Regions from separate parts of the Homo sapiens genome. Here region 2 is linked to region 1. A link is a loop called in an ENCODE intact Hi-C map of the cell type or tissue named here. Cell type or tissue: right lobe of liver. All regions are shown on one strand. Region 1 overlaps ABR (ABR activator of RhoGEF and GTPase). Region 2 overlaps ABR (ABR activator of RhoGEF and GTPase).

Region 1 (8,000 bases):
AGTGAACTACCATGCCCAGCTAATCTTAGGCAAATTACGTCACCTCTCCGAGCCCCAGTTTTCGCACCTGTAATGTGGAGATGGTTATAGCACCTACCTCATAGAGTTGTTGGGGCTCTTAAATGAAACCAACACGTGAAAGGTTCAGCACAAGCCTCTCTAAGCAGCTGTGATGAGGGGGAGGAGGAGGAAGAGGATGATAGGGACAATGATGATGATTTTTTTTTTCCTTTTTTTCTTTTTCTTTTGAGATGGCATCTCACTCTGTCCCCCTGGCTGCTGGAGTGCAATGGCGTGATCTCAGCTCACTGCAACCTCTGCCCCCACTGGGTTCTAGCAATTCTCCTGCCTCAGTCTCCCAAGTAGCTGGGATTATAGGCACCTGCCACCACACCCAGCTAATTTTTTGTGTATGTTTTTAGTAGAGACGGGGTTTCACCATGCTGGCCAGGATGGTCTTGAACTACTGATCTCAGGTGATCCACCCACCTCGGCCTCCCAAAGTGCTGGGATGACAGGCGTGAGCCACCGCACCCGGCCAATGGTGAGGATTTCAATTCGCCTCCACCCTTATCTTTGGGTTCTCCTGCAGGCTGGAGTCTAATCCCCTGTTTCGATTTTACATTGACAAAGCATTCTGCCAAACACCATCTCACAGAAACCTCACAACAGCTGTGAGGTTTGAGCCCTGTGAGGTCAGGAGGGAGGAAATTCTCAGTGTCTTCACACTACAGATGAGCAAACTGCAGCTCTGGTGGGGAGTCATGAGTGACACCCCTCAGGCCACACAGTGAGACAGTGGTAGAGTGGGGACAAAACCCAGTTCTTCTCTCTGCCTTGTAGCCCCTTTTTACTAAGCTTCCCAAGAGGCAAGCAGACAGAGGAGTCTGTGGCCTGTGGGGAGGCGGGTTTTCTGTAAGACCATGGTCCTGCCTTAGGAACCTACACCCCCACTTGTCAGCTGAGATGAGTCCTGGCCCTTTCTTCTCAGAGTGAAACTGGGCAGTCTCCGCTGAATGGAGCCACCCGTGGTCTGTGGGCCTGGCCCTGCCGTGCTGCCCTGCTCAGCCTGGACTTGGGCAGGGTTTATGGGGCAGGGCTTCAGGTTTCACCCTAATACCTCTGTGGGATCCATGTCTTGGGGACACAAAAGAAGACAAAGGCAGAGTGCAAGGCTGTGGAAGGGCGTGCTGGGGAGAGAGGAGCATGTCCTGCCAACACCGCAGAGACCCGGCTTCACCCGGGGCCACCCCATGTGGCAGAAAGGAGGTTGATTGCAAAAGCAGGTTCGGTCATGGTGCAGCAGATATTGATCAGACTTGGTCTTTGCAGTGGTAATGCTGTTGGCTCCCCAGCCCTCTAAACCTGGCGAGAAAAGTCTTGTGGGCCCTGGTGGCCAAGGGCTGTGCACTTTGGTGAGCCAGGCCTAATGCTGCAGGCCTCCCCTCATGCTGAAATTCCGCAGCATCTTCCTGCAGCTGCTCACAGTGGGATGGGAGCTGAGTCCCCCCAGGCAGGGCTCTGAGCCCTGCTGTGGTCTGAGAGCTGCTCACAGTGGGATGGGAGCTGAGTCCCCAAGGCAGGGCTCTGAGCCCTGCTGTGGTCTGAGAGCTGCTCACAGTGGGATGGGAGCTGAGTCCCCCAGGCAGGGCTCTGAGCCTTGCTGTGGTCTGAGAGCTGCTCACAGTGGGATGGGAGCTGAGTCCCCAAGGCAGGGCTCTGAGCCCTGCTGTGGTCTGAGAGCTGCTCACAGTGGGGCCTCCTCCCCACTACCTTTCAGGGGAGTTAGAGCTATCTAGAGACAAGGAGACTGAGGCTCAGCGGTATGAGGACACTTGCCCAATGTCTCACAGCTAAAGAGTAGATTTTCTTTTATTTTCTTGAGATGGAGTCTCGCTTTGTCACCCAGGCTGGAGCGCAGTGGCAAGATCTCGGCTCGCTGCAACTTCCACCTCCCAGGTTCAAGTGATTCTCCCGCCTCAGCCTCCTGAGTAGCTGGGATTACAGGCATGTGCCACCACGCCCGGCTAATTTTTGTATTTTTAGTAGAGACAGGGTTTCACCATGTTGGCCAGGCTAGTCTCAAACTCCTGACCTCAGGTAATCTGGCTGCCTCAGTCTCCCAGAGTGCTGGGATTCCAGGCGTGAGCCACCGCGCCCAGCCTGAGAGTAATAGATTTTCATCTGCGCAAAGCTTATCTGCTTTCCATCCTGGGTGGCTGAAGGAATAATAGTATGACACTTCATTTTCTAGGCCAACCTGACTAGGCCACAAGGTGTCCAGATACTTGTCCAAACATTAATCCGGACATATTTGTGAGGCATTTGGGATGAGGTTGATATGTGTATTGGTGGACTGAGTAAAAAGACTCCTCCCCAGTGTAGGTGGGCCTCATCCAATCCACTGAACACCTGAATTAACAAAAAGGCAGAATAAGAGGAAGCTCCTCTCGCCTGACTACCTGAGCGTGAGCTGGGATGTTGGCCTCCTCCAGCCTCCAGACTCGGACTGAAACACTGGCTCTTCCTGAGCCTCGAGTCCACTGGCTTATGAGCTGGAATTTACATCCCTGGCTCTCCTAGCTCTCAGGCCTTTGGACTTGGACTGGAACCAATATTGGCTGTCCTGGGTCTCCAGCTATTGACTGCAGAGATTAGGACCTCTAAGCCTCCATAATCACCTGAATCAATTCCTTCTAATACTTTTCTTCGTATGTAGATATAGATACAGATAACGCACACACCCTGTTGGTTTTGTTTCTCTAGAGAACACTGACTAACACAAAGACTCAACCTTGGGCTTCCCGTTGGCTGCATATTTGGGCGTGGAAGGCCCAGCGATAAGGCGGTGCCAGAAGCCAGATATCTGAATATCTACAACAATTGTCTGATTTGGTCCAGAAGTCCCCCCTGTTCCCAAGGCCCCAGCAGGAAGCCTGGTAGGGGAGGGGACCTGTTTGGCCAAATAAGCACAGCCAAGCCGCAGAAACCTCGGTCTTTTATTAATAGTGTTTTTAACCAAAACATCCCCAAGTACTCAGGAAGAGGCGTCAGCTCCCTCCAGGCACCCCGTGTAAACAGCAATCCCTGCAGAGTCCACTAGGTGGGGCCGGTGACCCAGCAGAAAGGGCAGAAACGCTCCCTGAGGAGGGAAGGCAGGTGCCGCGGATGGGACCTTTGCCCGGACGATCCCCAGGCTGGACAAGTGCTCCCTACTCCTGCCTTGCGTGGCTTCTAGTCGATGGTGTAAACATCAACCCTGGGGGCCACAAGCACTTTAGGGGGCAGTCACTCTAGCATCTCTGGATTTCAAGGTCCTCAAGCCAAGTGAGTCCCTCGTGAGCCACCAAGCAAGACGCACAGCCACCAAGTCAAGTTCTGCCCCGAAGCCCCGGAGCGCCAGGCGGGGGCATCTGTGCGTGACGCCCGTGATCTGTCTCCCGAGAGAAGGCACCTGCCAGCACCAAAGGAATCGGAAAATCGACGGACACGGAAACCAGTCATGGTGGTCACGCGACAAGGACAGGGCACAGGGACAGGGAGCAAAGAGGGAGGTGGCGCGGGGACAGGCAGCGGCAAAGACCCTGGCCCCACACCGGGATTCCGCAGCATCTTCCTGCAGCTGCTCACAGTGGGGTGAGAGCTGAGTCCCCCCGGGCGGGGCTCTGAGCCCTGCTGTGGTTTGAGAGCTGAAGGCAGAGATGGGAGCGAGAGTCTTCTCCTCCTTGCTCTCCCCTGGTTGGCCCCCGTTCAGGTCCCTGAACACCTGCTCTGCCTCCTTGGGTTACTATTTGTACCCTGAGCCCAATGCCTCCAGGAGAACCAGGGCAAAAACCCTGCCCCCGCAGGTCCGAGACGCTTGTCTCTAACCCGCCTCCCGTCTTAGGGCAGGTCAACAACACACTGACCAACCCCCTCGCCGGCCCCCTTGCCTCCCACCTGCCCCCCGCCAGCCCTTCCCACAGGTGCACGCCTGGACTGCCGCTAAACTCGGCCTCGGCCTCTGTTGCCATGGCAGCAATGTGGCTTCCCCCAAGTGGGAAGCCCGTTGCCAAGGCCCTTGTTGCCAAAGGCTATAACAGCCACCCCGGTGTGTGAAGAGGGGTGAGAGCTCTGTGGGGGGTGGAGGGTGGCCGGGGGGGCTGGAAGGAGCAGGGGGTTCTCAAGAATGGGAGGGTTCAGGCGGCCTCAGCTGGGGTGGGGGGGCACTAGCCCCTGGAGGAAGAAGAGGCAGCCCGTGGCATCTCAGCGACTGCTCCTCTGGGGACGTCAGAAGGCAGGACGGAGACCCCCTACAAAACACACCCGGACGAGCAGGACCAAGCAAGGATGGGGCACTCCCACCGCCTCCTGCAACACACACCCCCCACAGAGGACCGGCTTGGATTCTTCTCCCCCACCAGCTCCAGGCAAACAACCCCCAGAACCTCTGTTTTGCTCGTTCATGTGTCTCCGACAGGCACACACGAGCTGCGCTCAGACAGCGTCAGTCCCTGTCGCCAGGAACACGTTAATGACAAGGACCGCAAACCCTCCACAGTTTCTATCCCTGGCCTGTCTCAGAGCACATACTTAATATTCCTTCTACAATGCTTCTCTCTGGAGCAGAACTCTTGTCTCTGTCAACAAGGAGAGGTGGATGCCATCAGAGTTTGTTCCCTTCCAGAGTGAACAGAGGAGGGCTGGAGCGGGCAGCTCATTGCACCCACAGGGAGCACCAGGCCCAGGCTGGCTTTGCGGGAGCAGCATCTGAACACCTGGAGCCCACGGGCCACGCATGCAGCCACTGCCTGGCCTGGGTGCAGAGGGGAGGAGAGCCTGGTCCTCTCCTGGGTCCTCTGGAGGAGACAGGCTAACAGGGGAAAGCTGAAAGAGGCACGGAGGGGTCTGGGAGGCCTGGGGAGCAGACGGCTAGTAGACGGGGAGAGACAGGGGCGGCAGCGTTGGCAAAGCAGGTGGGGAGGGAAGCCCGAGCCTGAGAGGGGTCCAGGGCCAGGACGAGATGACGAGGCACCAAGAACGGCCAGGTCCAAACGTCTCCAGTCCCAATCTCTCGAGACCAACCCAAGCAGGGCCTGGCCCACGATGCCCAGGCCTTCCCGTCACCCCTCCCCAAACCCAGAAAGAAAAGCCGGTGTACCTACCCCAGGAGCCAGTCCCTCAGGTGGAGTCGGGGAGACGCCATCCCCCCCGCCCTGGCTGCGGGCGCTGAGCTGCGGGGACATGGTGGGCGACTCATCGATGTACGGCATGGTCTCTGAGCCCTCCGGGGGCCCCTTCTGCTCCTCATTCCCCTCTCCGTCGTACTCGTCCGTCCCGTAGCTGAAGTCTGAGACAAGGAACAAGAAAGGCCACTGAGAATCCTCCACCAGAGCTGCCAGGGACTGGTAGCGTAGTGGGCGCCGGCGGCGGCCCCCGGCAGCCATGGCCCCGGCCGCACCATCCACGCCTGGCCCGGGCGGGGGCTGTGCGGGGGCCTGGGCCTGGTGAGGGGCGGGGGAGAGCCAGCAGGCACCGGGCCCTGCCCGCTCCGGGGCTGCTGGGAGGCGGGGAGGAGCGGCTCTGCTGTTGCTACCCGATGAAGAGCATGTCAGCCGCGTATTTCAAGCTGCTGTTTTCTTTGCCTTCTGCCTAATTCCAAGTGTAAAAATTAACAGTGGGAGCAAGAGGCAGGACGCTTCCAACTCTCCTCTCTGAGTCACCATTTTGCTTTTTATAGGGAATAAGGAGGTGGGGGGGGCCGGTCGATGTCACTTCCTGTGGCCCTCCTCCTTGGGTACCATTTGTACTGAGCCCACTCCCTCCAGGGGTCCAGGGCAGGTTCTGGAGTGTGGGAGGGGAGCCCTCAGCCCTCAGAACAAGGCCCCGCACGGAGGACGGAGCCCAAGGCAGCAGGGCGTGGGCGAGGAGGCTGTGCCCAGGCCTGGCAGGGACAGGGGCTCACAGCAGACTCCTCGGAGCCGGTGCTTATTTCTATCACCCCAGTGTGGGCTTCCTTCAAAGGAGGAGGGAAGGAAAGGCGACCGGGAAGTTGAGCCGCATTAACCCCCCAGGGCTGCCAGCACCACTTGGGCTCCAGAGCCCAGGCACGGAGCCCACCCACCTTGGGAGGGGAGGCTGAGCCAGTGCAGCGAGCGGGGTGTGCAGGTCAGCAGCTCAGGGCTTCACATTTTCCAAAAGGGTTACGAGGGCGGCCTCGGAAAGGCCCCTGCGTCCAGCCCCACCAGCATGGCTATAGGAGGGACCCTCCCACAAACCGGCCCCTGCCCCTTGGCCTGTTTGCTCCCCAGCTCTGACCCACCACGACTGGCAACGGAGAACGTGGCAGTGTTGCTCCCGAGGGCTGTGGTGGACCTCCTTGGGCTGGGGCCGCCAGCGGGGGGTGGACACCCCTCTCACACTCATCGCAGAGCAGGGGTAAGCTTCAGCACTCGTGCGGGCCAGCGGGAGCTGGCACCGCAGGGCGTCCTGGAGACACGAAGATCACCGTGCCGGCAGCCTTGGGGCCAGCAGGAGCCTCCTACGCACTGGACTGCCCAGTGGCGGCGTCCGCTTGTTAAACCTCCCCGGGTATCTTCCGGGCGGGACTCCCTGGCCAGGCATCTTCGGATCTCGCACAGTGTGATGGGGGAGGCTGGCTGAGCCTGCCCTGCCATCTGCCCAGACATCCTTTCCTCCAGGTCACCCTCCCCATGGCACCTGGCCCCCTGGCACCTTAGTGAATCCTGCCCCTTTGTCCTTGAGCCCCTGGGGCAGGAGGTGAGCATCTGAGTCATCACTGTACGCCAGCACCCACAACCCCACCTGTGGCAGGCTCTCGGGGAAAGTGCGTGGAGCGAATGAATGAGCAGAGGATCGCACCGTCTGTCTCAGGTCTGAGGCTTCAGCCAAGTCCCAGCCAGCCAAGTTCTCCACGGGGGCCCCAGCTCTTCCCTCCTCTGTCACAACACACCAGCCCACAGGCAACCAGCAGCTGGAGAATGGTGTCAACAGGTCACCGGGACGCCTGGCCGTGGCCACACTCTGCCCAATCTGGCCTTTTGGCAGCCGAGCGCTTCCCCTAGGCTCGCTGCACCTGCTTCTGTCGGCTGCCTCTCCTCGTCCCTGAGCCAATGCCCCATTCAGCTGCCAGGGGACATGGACTAGTTTTTTCCCTAGACAGGGTTGTGTATGAAGAACCACAGGACCCAGGGATGCCCCATCACTGAGATGAGTGTACACCACACACCCGGGCAGGACCCAGGGATGCCCCATCACTGAGACGCGTGTACGCCACGTACCTGGGCAGGACCCAGGATGCCCTCCCACTGAGATGTGTGTAGGCCACGCACCTAGGACATAAGGCCCAGTGCCCTGGAGACCATGACACTTGTGTCTGTGGCTGAAGGGATGTGAAATGACTCTGGTCCTTCCAGGGGGAGGAGGAAGAGGCACAGCGGCACCCAGCTGGCCTGAGTCTGGGTCCGTGAAGGGCCTGGCCGTTTGGTGACACCCCCTCACTCTGGAGAAGCACAGGAGGGGATGGAAGGCAGCCTCCCGCCGGCCCCTCCCTCCTCCCTCCTCCTCTCCAGGAGGCTCCAGGCTGCCCTGTTGGTGCCTGGAGTCCAGGGAAAATAAGCAATAGTGGACCGCGGCTTTGCCCACAGTTTAGATTCCAGCCGGCCAAGCAGACTCTCCTGTACACTGACCAATTCCCAGGGGTCGCAGGAATGGACCCCACACACTTGGGAGATCGTCCAAGATCAACGGGGGGGAAGGGACGGTAGGGAAGGTCTCTGCCAGTCTCCCCACATGCACAGTTCATCCTGATCAGAGCAGAGGACCACGGGCCCTGCCATCCCCTGCTCCTTCCAGCCTGGATGTTCCGCGGGGAGGCAGTTCTTATTTTTCCCAATTTACATACAATTGCCGAAGATCACAGGATCAGAACCCAGGTCTCAAATGCCCTCCCTTTCCCTCTGAATCTCACTCCAAAGAAGTCCCCTTCCATATCCCTCCTG
Region 2 (8,000 bases), 46 kb after region 1:
TCTTCACCTGGCTGAGAAAGACCAACAGCATCCCCAAGCAGAGGAACAGCACGTGCAAAAGGCACCACACTATGAATGGGCGAGTGTTGTATCCTGGGAAACCGGGAGAGGCTCAGTGTGGCCGGAGGCCCGGGGGTGTGGCAGTGGGGCCAGGAGGGGAGGCTGCGGCTGGAGATGGGTTGGACCCAGTCTCTGAGAAGGCTCCCACGTTGTGCTAAGGAGTTTAGAGTTTATCCTGCAGGAAGGAGGGAGCTACGAAGGCTTGGAGGGCAGATGCTGCAGGCGCCTGGTCCTTCCCATCCAGTGTGGGCAGCGCGGGCCTCACCTGGGACTTGCTAGAAATGCAGAATCCAGGCCGGGCGCAGGGGCTCACGCCTGTAATCCCAGCACTTTGGGAGGCCGAGGCGGGCGGATCACCTGAGGTCAGGAGTTTGAGACCAGCCTGGCCAACATGGTGTAACCCTGTCTCTACTAAAAATACAGAAACATTAGCTGGGCATGGTGGCACGCGCCTGTAGTCCCAGCTACTTGGGAGGCTGAGGCAGGAGAATCGCTTGAACTGGGAGGCAGAGGCTGCAGTGAGAGCTGAGATCGCGCCACTGCACTCCAGCCTGGGTGACAGAGCCAGACTCTGTCTCAAAAACAACAAACAAGCAAACAAAGGAAATGCAGAATCTGAGCTCCGGACCTGCCAAATCAAAATGTGCATGTCCATCATGGCACGGGGGCTGGGGGACCCCGTGATACCCCAGTGATTTATCTTCTCGGGGTGAGGCAAAGCCTTGAGCTCTGGCTGGGCGGAGAGAGAGGCCACCAGTTGGATGTCTCCAGTATCCCCTTCTGATGGCCCTTCTGCCCTCCTAACACCCAGCTCCACCTCCTGCTTGGATCCTCCCTGCTCCAGGACTCTCCGGGGCATCCCCAGTGCTGGATCCAGACACCCAGAGCCCTAGAGCACTTCGTCTCTTCATAGCCACCCCCAACTCCAACCAATCACAAAGCAGCATCTTCATAGCCACCCCTGACTCCAACCAATCACAAAGCAGCATTTCCCAGGGTTCCACCTGCTCGGTGCCTAGCTGGGTGTTGCGGGGAAGGGAGAACCACCATGGTGAAAGGCTGGTCCCCCGAGCGGAGGGAGTAAGCCGAGGAGCTTTTCAGACATGCAGAGGCCTGGGCCCCAACCTGAGGTCTCATGCCCCAGGCCCTGGCATTGGGCGCTTCTGGCAAAGAACACAGGCTGAGGCGTCAAGACAGATGTGTTGTGTGACCTCTGGGAAGTCTTGGGGAAGCATGAAACAGGATAAAAATGGCTAAGAACTCAGCAGGTTGCCGGAGGCTAAATGAGATACTGTTAGCAAAGCAGAGAGGACAATGTCTGGCATCCTATCACGGAAGCCTTTGTTATTCTCCCTCGTGCCTCTAAGGAGTTGAGAGTCTGGCAGAGAAGAAATGACAACTGGCATGAAACACTGTGCAGGTAAACACTATAAAACAACACGATATCGGCCGGGCGGGTCGCTCACGCCTGTAATCCCAGCACTTTGGGAGGCCGAGGCGGACAGATCACTTGAGGTCAGGAGTTCAAAGCAGCCTGGCCAACATGGTGAAACCCCGTCTCTACTAAAAATACAAAAATTAGCCGGGCGTGGTGGCGCACGCCTGTAATCCCAGCACTTTGGGAGGCCGAGGTGGGCAGATAACCTGAGGTCGGGAGTTCGAGACCAGCCTGACCAATATAGAGAAATCCCGTCTCTACTAAAAATACAAAATTAGCCGGGCATGGTGGCGCACACCTGTAATCCCAGCTACTCGGGAGGCTGAGGCAGGAGAATCACTGGAACCCGGGAGGTGGAAGTTGCAGTGAGCACTGCAGAGGTTGTGGAGATTGCACCATTGCACTCCAGCCTGGGCGACAAGAGCGAGACTCTGTCTCAAAAAAAAAGATAAGAAAGTGCTAAGCGATGTGAGCCGGAGCAATCAGCATTAGGGACTCTGAGCCAGGGATCTCACTAAGGCCAGTGCTCGAATCAGGCCTGGAGGACTTCCTGGAGATGGTGGTAGCTGAGCTGAGGCTTGAAGCTGGTTAGATCCTTGGAGCACAGAGCTTTGCAGGATGGTGAGAGGCCTTACTGGCTAGAGAATGGGCAGTGTGCTGGGAAACTGGAATGGATAACAAGAGGTTCCCCCAGTCTGGACTGAATGTGGTGGGAAAGGCAATGCCCCACTGAACCCACTGAAGGTTTCTGGGCAAAGGAGAGAAAATGGTCTAGCACAGCCACAGGCAGTTGGAAAGGGAACAGTGTCCTTCACTCAGGGAGGGGCTTGAGGACAGACACGGCAGGCACCCACAACAAGGGCCTGGCTGTGCTGGCAGCTGACCAGCTGCAGCAAGGTCCTCCGGCTAGAAGCAGCAGCTCTCCTGACAGCCAATGTGCGTTCCATCCTTTCTTCCCAGGGAGCAGGAGACCGAATCAGCTCCTGCCTTTGGTTTCTGAAGATTCTACACCCAAAGATGGCACTTGGTGCCCCAGCTCATCCAGGCCTCCCAAGGGGGAACGTGGGTCAGGAGCTGCCACGGGGTCTGCAAGACGCTTGCTGGCCTCGACCAAGTCAAGGTGGCTGTTCCACGCGGCTGGGTGGACGCCAGCTGGTCTCTCATGACCCTCCCCGTGACGCACTCGCAAAGTAACTACCAAGGCTTTCTGCTCCATTAACACCAAAGCTGGCCCTGCAGGGGAAAGAGGAGGGAGGGAGGACGTGGGTTTTGTCTAGACAGAGGCACTCACAAAGCCAGATGATGCCTGAGCTTCCGCCACGCAGGAAGAGGGTGAGCAGAGGAGGGCAGAGAAGACCTGGTGCGTCCCCCTCAGGGTGCCCCCCATGGCAGAAGTCACCAGCAGAGGCCAAGAACAATGGCCAATCCCCCTTCTTATCCTTAAAATCAGGGTAACAACCTTTCATAGGTTTACTGTGAAGATGAAATGAGATCACGAATGTGAGAACGCTCGCTCTACTCTTGCACCCGTGAGGTGTCCAATCAATTGCTTTGTTACTTTTATTCCTATTGGGAAATGGGCTCAAAAGATCTGTGTCAGGGGTTACCTTTCATCTGGCCAGAATCCAGAGCTACAGAAGGGTCTGGCTTGATTTGAAGTCCCAGCCAAAGGGGGCTCCGCTAAGGTGTAAGCCCCCCAGACACAGGCCTTCCCCAGGGGCTGACCTCTCCGTGGGGGACTCTCTGGGCTCGAGGGCCGTCGTGGGTGTGAGCCTGGGTCTGGAGGGTCTGCCCCGTCATTAACATGCTGCGCGCGGGAGAGTTCAAACACAGCAGCTGGCTCTGCAGCCCAGCAGGCCCTGGGCCTCGGCAAAGGACCTCGATGCTCAGTGGCCTGATTTATGGCTGAGGGCTCTCTTTATTTTCCTTTTGAAATGTGGAGGTGGATTTTAAAAGGCTGGAGAGCAGGGCCAGCACGCTTGGGCTCTGCCAAATCCCCGCGTCCTCGCCCCTGGCCTCGCTCTAGAAACTGGGCACTGGCCCTGCTCCATCCCAACCGCCAAAGTCTATTCTCACTCTCCCTTTCTCTGTGTTTGTGTTTGTATGGGGGGGTGTGTTTGTGTTTGTGTTTGTGTGTGTGTGTGTGGGGGGGGGGTGTGTTTGTGTATGTTAACAATCAGCACTTCTTGCCAATAATTCCAGGAACACAGCAATGCAGGCACGTGGGCTCCAAGTGCCCATGAGGAGACCTCCTTAGGCTCATGCCCCTAGGAAGAGGCAGCCCAGTTGGTGGATGCTCCCAGTGCTTCCAGGATGCCTGGGGCAGAGGGCTGTCTCCTCATATCACGGGGGCTTGGGGGCAAGACGCAGTCTTCACAACTGTCTTTCTAGCTAGAGAAATGAACCCAGATCCATCAACCTCAGTGAAATACCAGCGTCAAGGAGCCCCCACCAGCACCGCTGTGAAGGGTAAGAGTGCGGGAGAAAGAACACAGTTTACAGCAGGGCCAACCGAGCGCACAGTCCCTGGCTTGTAGTCTGCGACCTTGAATTAATTAATTTAGTTTGTTTATGTATTTATTTATTTATTTTGAGATGGAGTCTCATTCTGTCGCCCAGGCTGGAGTGCAACAGCGTGATCTCAGGTCACTACAACCTCCGCCTCCCGGATTCAAGCAATTCTCCTACCTCAGCCTCCCGAGTAGCTGGGATTCTAGGTGCCTGCCACCATGCCTGGCTAATTTTTGTATTTTAGTAGAAACGGGGTTTCATCATGTTGGTCAGGCTGGTCTCCAACTCCTGACCTCAGGTGATCCACCCACCTCGGCCTCCCAAAGTGCTGGGATTACAGGCGTGAGCCACCGTGCCTGGCCTGTCTCTTCCATTCTTTCTAAACCAAATTAAAAACTAGTTTCTATGAATCCATCAGGACTGATGGACTTTCTTTTCACGGGACCCCAGGATCCTGGGAGACCCAAGGATGAGGTTTCTATCTATGTCCCTCTACAGAACCCAGACACAGTTCCCAAAGAGGCTCCCGTGGGCGCCATTGCACAGAACAACTGCAGGGGGCACTCTTGCATAGCACACACTGCCACGCTGACCCCACAACTCCCAGAGGGGTCTCTCTCCTAAAACTTCACCTTCAATAGCACACACTGCCACGCCGACTCTACAACTCCCAGAGGGATCTTTCTCCTAAAACTTTGCCTCCAAGGGAGAGACTCCCTCAAAAAGATGACGTATGGGCTGTTTAGGCCCGAGGTAACGCGAACGGGGTAACCACAAGTGACGAAGTCAATTGCGGCTGTGAGGAGTAGATGTTCCCAGCCAGAGAAATAACTGGCTTAATTACACGGCGTCTTTGGTCCCCGTAATCTCGATCCATTAAACCTTTGCTGCTGACCAGGAGCCGCTGCCCAGGAGGAAGGGGTTAGCCCAGAACACTCACAGAAGCAGCCCTTCAATCCCACGAAGGTAATGATGGCCACATCCTTCCCCAACAGCCCCGAGTAAGCCCACAGATCCCTGCTCAATACCAGGCTTCTCTAGGCAGCACCAGCTCCACCGATGCCCCGGGGAGTCCAGCAGCCAAGCTGCCCGGAGTGACAAGGACTCTGAGCTTCCTTGGCTCTGGTTTACCTGAGGCCTCCCAGCCACCCAAGACTTCCTGGAGACCCTGCTAGCCTTAGGCAAGATGCCCAATCACGTGTGCCATGTCCACCTGTGACCTAGAGGCACACCAAGGCATCAGAGGTGAGGGCAGGGACAAGAAGGAGGTGAGTGAGGCCAGGCACGGTGGCTCACGCCTGTAATCCCAGCACTTTGGGAGGCCGAGGTGGGCGGATCACCTGAGGTCAGGAGTTCGAGACCAGCCTGATCAACATGGAGAAATCCCTTCTCTACTAAAAATACAAAATTAGCCGGGCGTGGTGGCAGCACCTGTAATCCCAGCTACTCGGGAGGCTGAGGCAGGAGAACTGCTTGAACCCGGGAGGCGGAGGTTGCAGTGAGCCGAGATCGCACCACTGCACTCCAGCCTGGGCAACGAGAGTGAAAATCTGTCTCAAAAAAATGAAGAAAGAGGGGAGTGGCACCCGATTAATCAATCAGGTCACCACAGAGCCGACCACATCTGGCTCTATCTACTGAAGCCCAGGCTGACTCTGACATTTTCCATACAGCCAGTAAACCCAGATTCATCTTTCGGTCTAGTGTGTGTGGGGAGGAAGGAAGGGCAGGAGGAGGACACAGGATAAAGCCTGGACAAAAAACTGGGCGAGAGGCCCCAGTCAGGTCTCGACCCGGGGACAGAGAACCCGCTGCTCCATCCACAAGTGGCCACGGCCTCAGATGGTCCCGCCTCAAAGGGCTCTTTGCCAAATGCCCAGGCAGGGGTGGGATTGGGCATTATCTTCAGCCTCCATACGGGGGTGCCTTCCGTAGCCTGCCTATTGGCCTGATTTCTTTCTCCTTCCCCCTTCACAAGGTCTCTGGGTCAGGTTCTCCTCAAGCTTCAGGGACCAGTGGAACATTCCCGCTGCTCCCAGCAGCGTCATGTCCCCAACTGACCATATCTTGCCCTAAGAAATGCAAGCTACTCCTGGGCCGGGCACGGTGGCTCACACCTGTCATCCCAGCACTTTGGGAGGCCGAGATGGGTGGATCACGAGGTCACGAGATCGAGACCATCCTGGCCAACATGGTGAAACCCCGTCTCTACTAAAAATACAAAAATTAGCTGGGTGTGGTGGCACATGCCTGTAATCCCAGCTACTCAGGAGGCTGAGGCAGGAGAATCGCTTGAACCCAGGAGGTGGAGGTTGCAGTGGAGCCGAGATTGCCCCACTGCACTCCAGCCTGGGTGACAGAGCAAGACTCCATCTCAAAAAAAAAAGAAAAGAAAAGCAAGCTACTCCCCACAGCAGCAATGGACTTTCTCACATGTGGGGACAAGCCAAGGTCACATGTCACAAACAGCCTCCCCTATCACAGCCCCAGAGATGGGTGAGCTGCAGAACTCTCCCCCTGGTACAAACAGTCACTTGGAGAAAAGTGCCAAGAATATAGAACAGAGCAGGTAATCCACCCCCCCCATCACCTCAGCCCACCCAACACATCACCTCAGTCCACCCAACACATCACCTCAGTCCACCCAACACATCACCTCAGCCCACCCAACACATCACCTCAGTCCACCCAACACATCACCTCAGTCCACCCCCCCCATCATCTCAGCCCACCCAACACATCACCTCAGTCCACCCCCCACACATCACCTCAGTCCACCCCCCACACATCACCTCAGTCCACCCAACACATCACCTCAGTCAACGCAACACATCACCTCAGTCCACTCAACACATCACCTCAGCCCACCCAACACATCACCTCAGCCCACCCAACACATCACCTCAGCCCACCCAACACATCACCTCAGTCCACCCCCCCCATCACCTCAGCCCACCCAACACATCACCTCAGTCCACTCAACACATCACCTCAGCCCACCCCCCACACATCACCAACACCCGCCACCACCAAGGGCCTGGCAGGGGCAGTGGGCGCAGGGTTGTCTTGAAGCCGCCTGCCCTAGGTTTGCGCCCAAAGGGCTCAAGCTCAGCCAAACAGCTGCCGCCAACGCTGGCAGTGAAGTCCTCCAATCATAAACCCTGGCAAAAGCGCGAGACTCCCTTTGGGGGTCTCTGACTCCACTACGAGCGAGTACAATGACCAAATCCACACAGCCGGAAACGCATGGACGGGCCAGCTGACAGGTTTCAGCTAACAGGGGTTTCTGCTGCGGGGAGGAGCTCAAGGAGCCAAGAACTCGAGTTTTCTTTTTCCCACCCGTACTCAGACAACCAACACCTATGGAGGGCCTGTGCGGGAGCCGCTGTGGGAGGCGCTGCCTCAGAGCTGGTCTGATACCCTGTTCCTGCCGGTCCTCCTGCCACATTCCCTGCCCCTTCCTAAGTCCTGTGCCGGCCTCTCCCAGTCCCTCGAGGCTTTCCCGGATGAGGAGCGCAATGAGCTGGACAGCTGAGCTGCTCAATAGCTCTCCTCACCTTCAAAGCACTTTATAAATATGAATTAATCCACACAACACCCACGAGAGCCATCATGCCCTCCCTCTACGAAGGAAGGTACCGGAATTGTCCCAGAAAGCAGATCATACCTCAGACAGAGAACAAGTCTTCCATCCTACTCGCAAGAGTGAGGCAGAGCCTCCCCGCCATTCCCCATCTTCCATCCTCCTAACAGCATCTTCCAGCCAATTCCCCACAAATTTCCTTCCTTTTCCCGAAGAACAACAGTAGCCAACAATCACAACCACAGAAACCTAAGTTTCTCTGAGTAGATGACTTAATTCTTCTGCCAGCCCCACCTCTGAGACTCCAGCAGCCATGAAGATTATGGGCCGGTGTTGACAAAAAGGAATAAATTACTGGGCTATTCCGAAAACAAGCAAGCATCTGCCAGCAGGCGCTCACTAGCACAC

The links. Hi-C counts contacts between places; a loop is a spot of excess contacts. Peaks named below come from ENCODE experiments on the same cell type or tissue, not always from the same donor. Only the 100,000 strongest peaks of a DNase experiment are listed, where the experiment ranks them.
Region 2: it touches region 1 in a loop (1.9-fold over the local background); 105 of 110 quality-filtered maps call a loop at or near these places.

The regions. Positions count from the first base shown.
Region 1 is chr17:1,120,039-1,128,038 of GRCh38, forward strand. It overlaps ABR (ABR activator of RhoGEF and GTPase), which reads right to left. Exons shown (of 23, transcript NM_021962.5): 2 at 5,145-5,329. Among named protein-coding and RNA genes, the nearest start is that of ABR, 56 kb to the right of the region's middle. RefSeq lists enhancers at 2,919-3,461, 3,462-4,003. In right lobe of liver, a CTCF peak has its summit at 3,087 (motif pointing right); a DNase peak (open chromatin) is centred at 3,113; H3K27ac peaks cover 1,227 bases; H3K27me3 peaks cover 221 bases.
Region 2 is chr17:1,166,365-1,174,364 of GRCh38, forward strand. All of the region lies in intron 1 of ABR (ABR activator of RhoGEF and GTPase), which reads right to left. Among named protein-coding and RNA genes, the nearest start is that of ABR, 9.6 kb to the right of the region's middle. In right lobe of liver, a CTCF peak has its summit at 4,562 (motif pointing right); no DNase peak of the experiment used is centred here.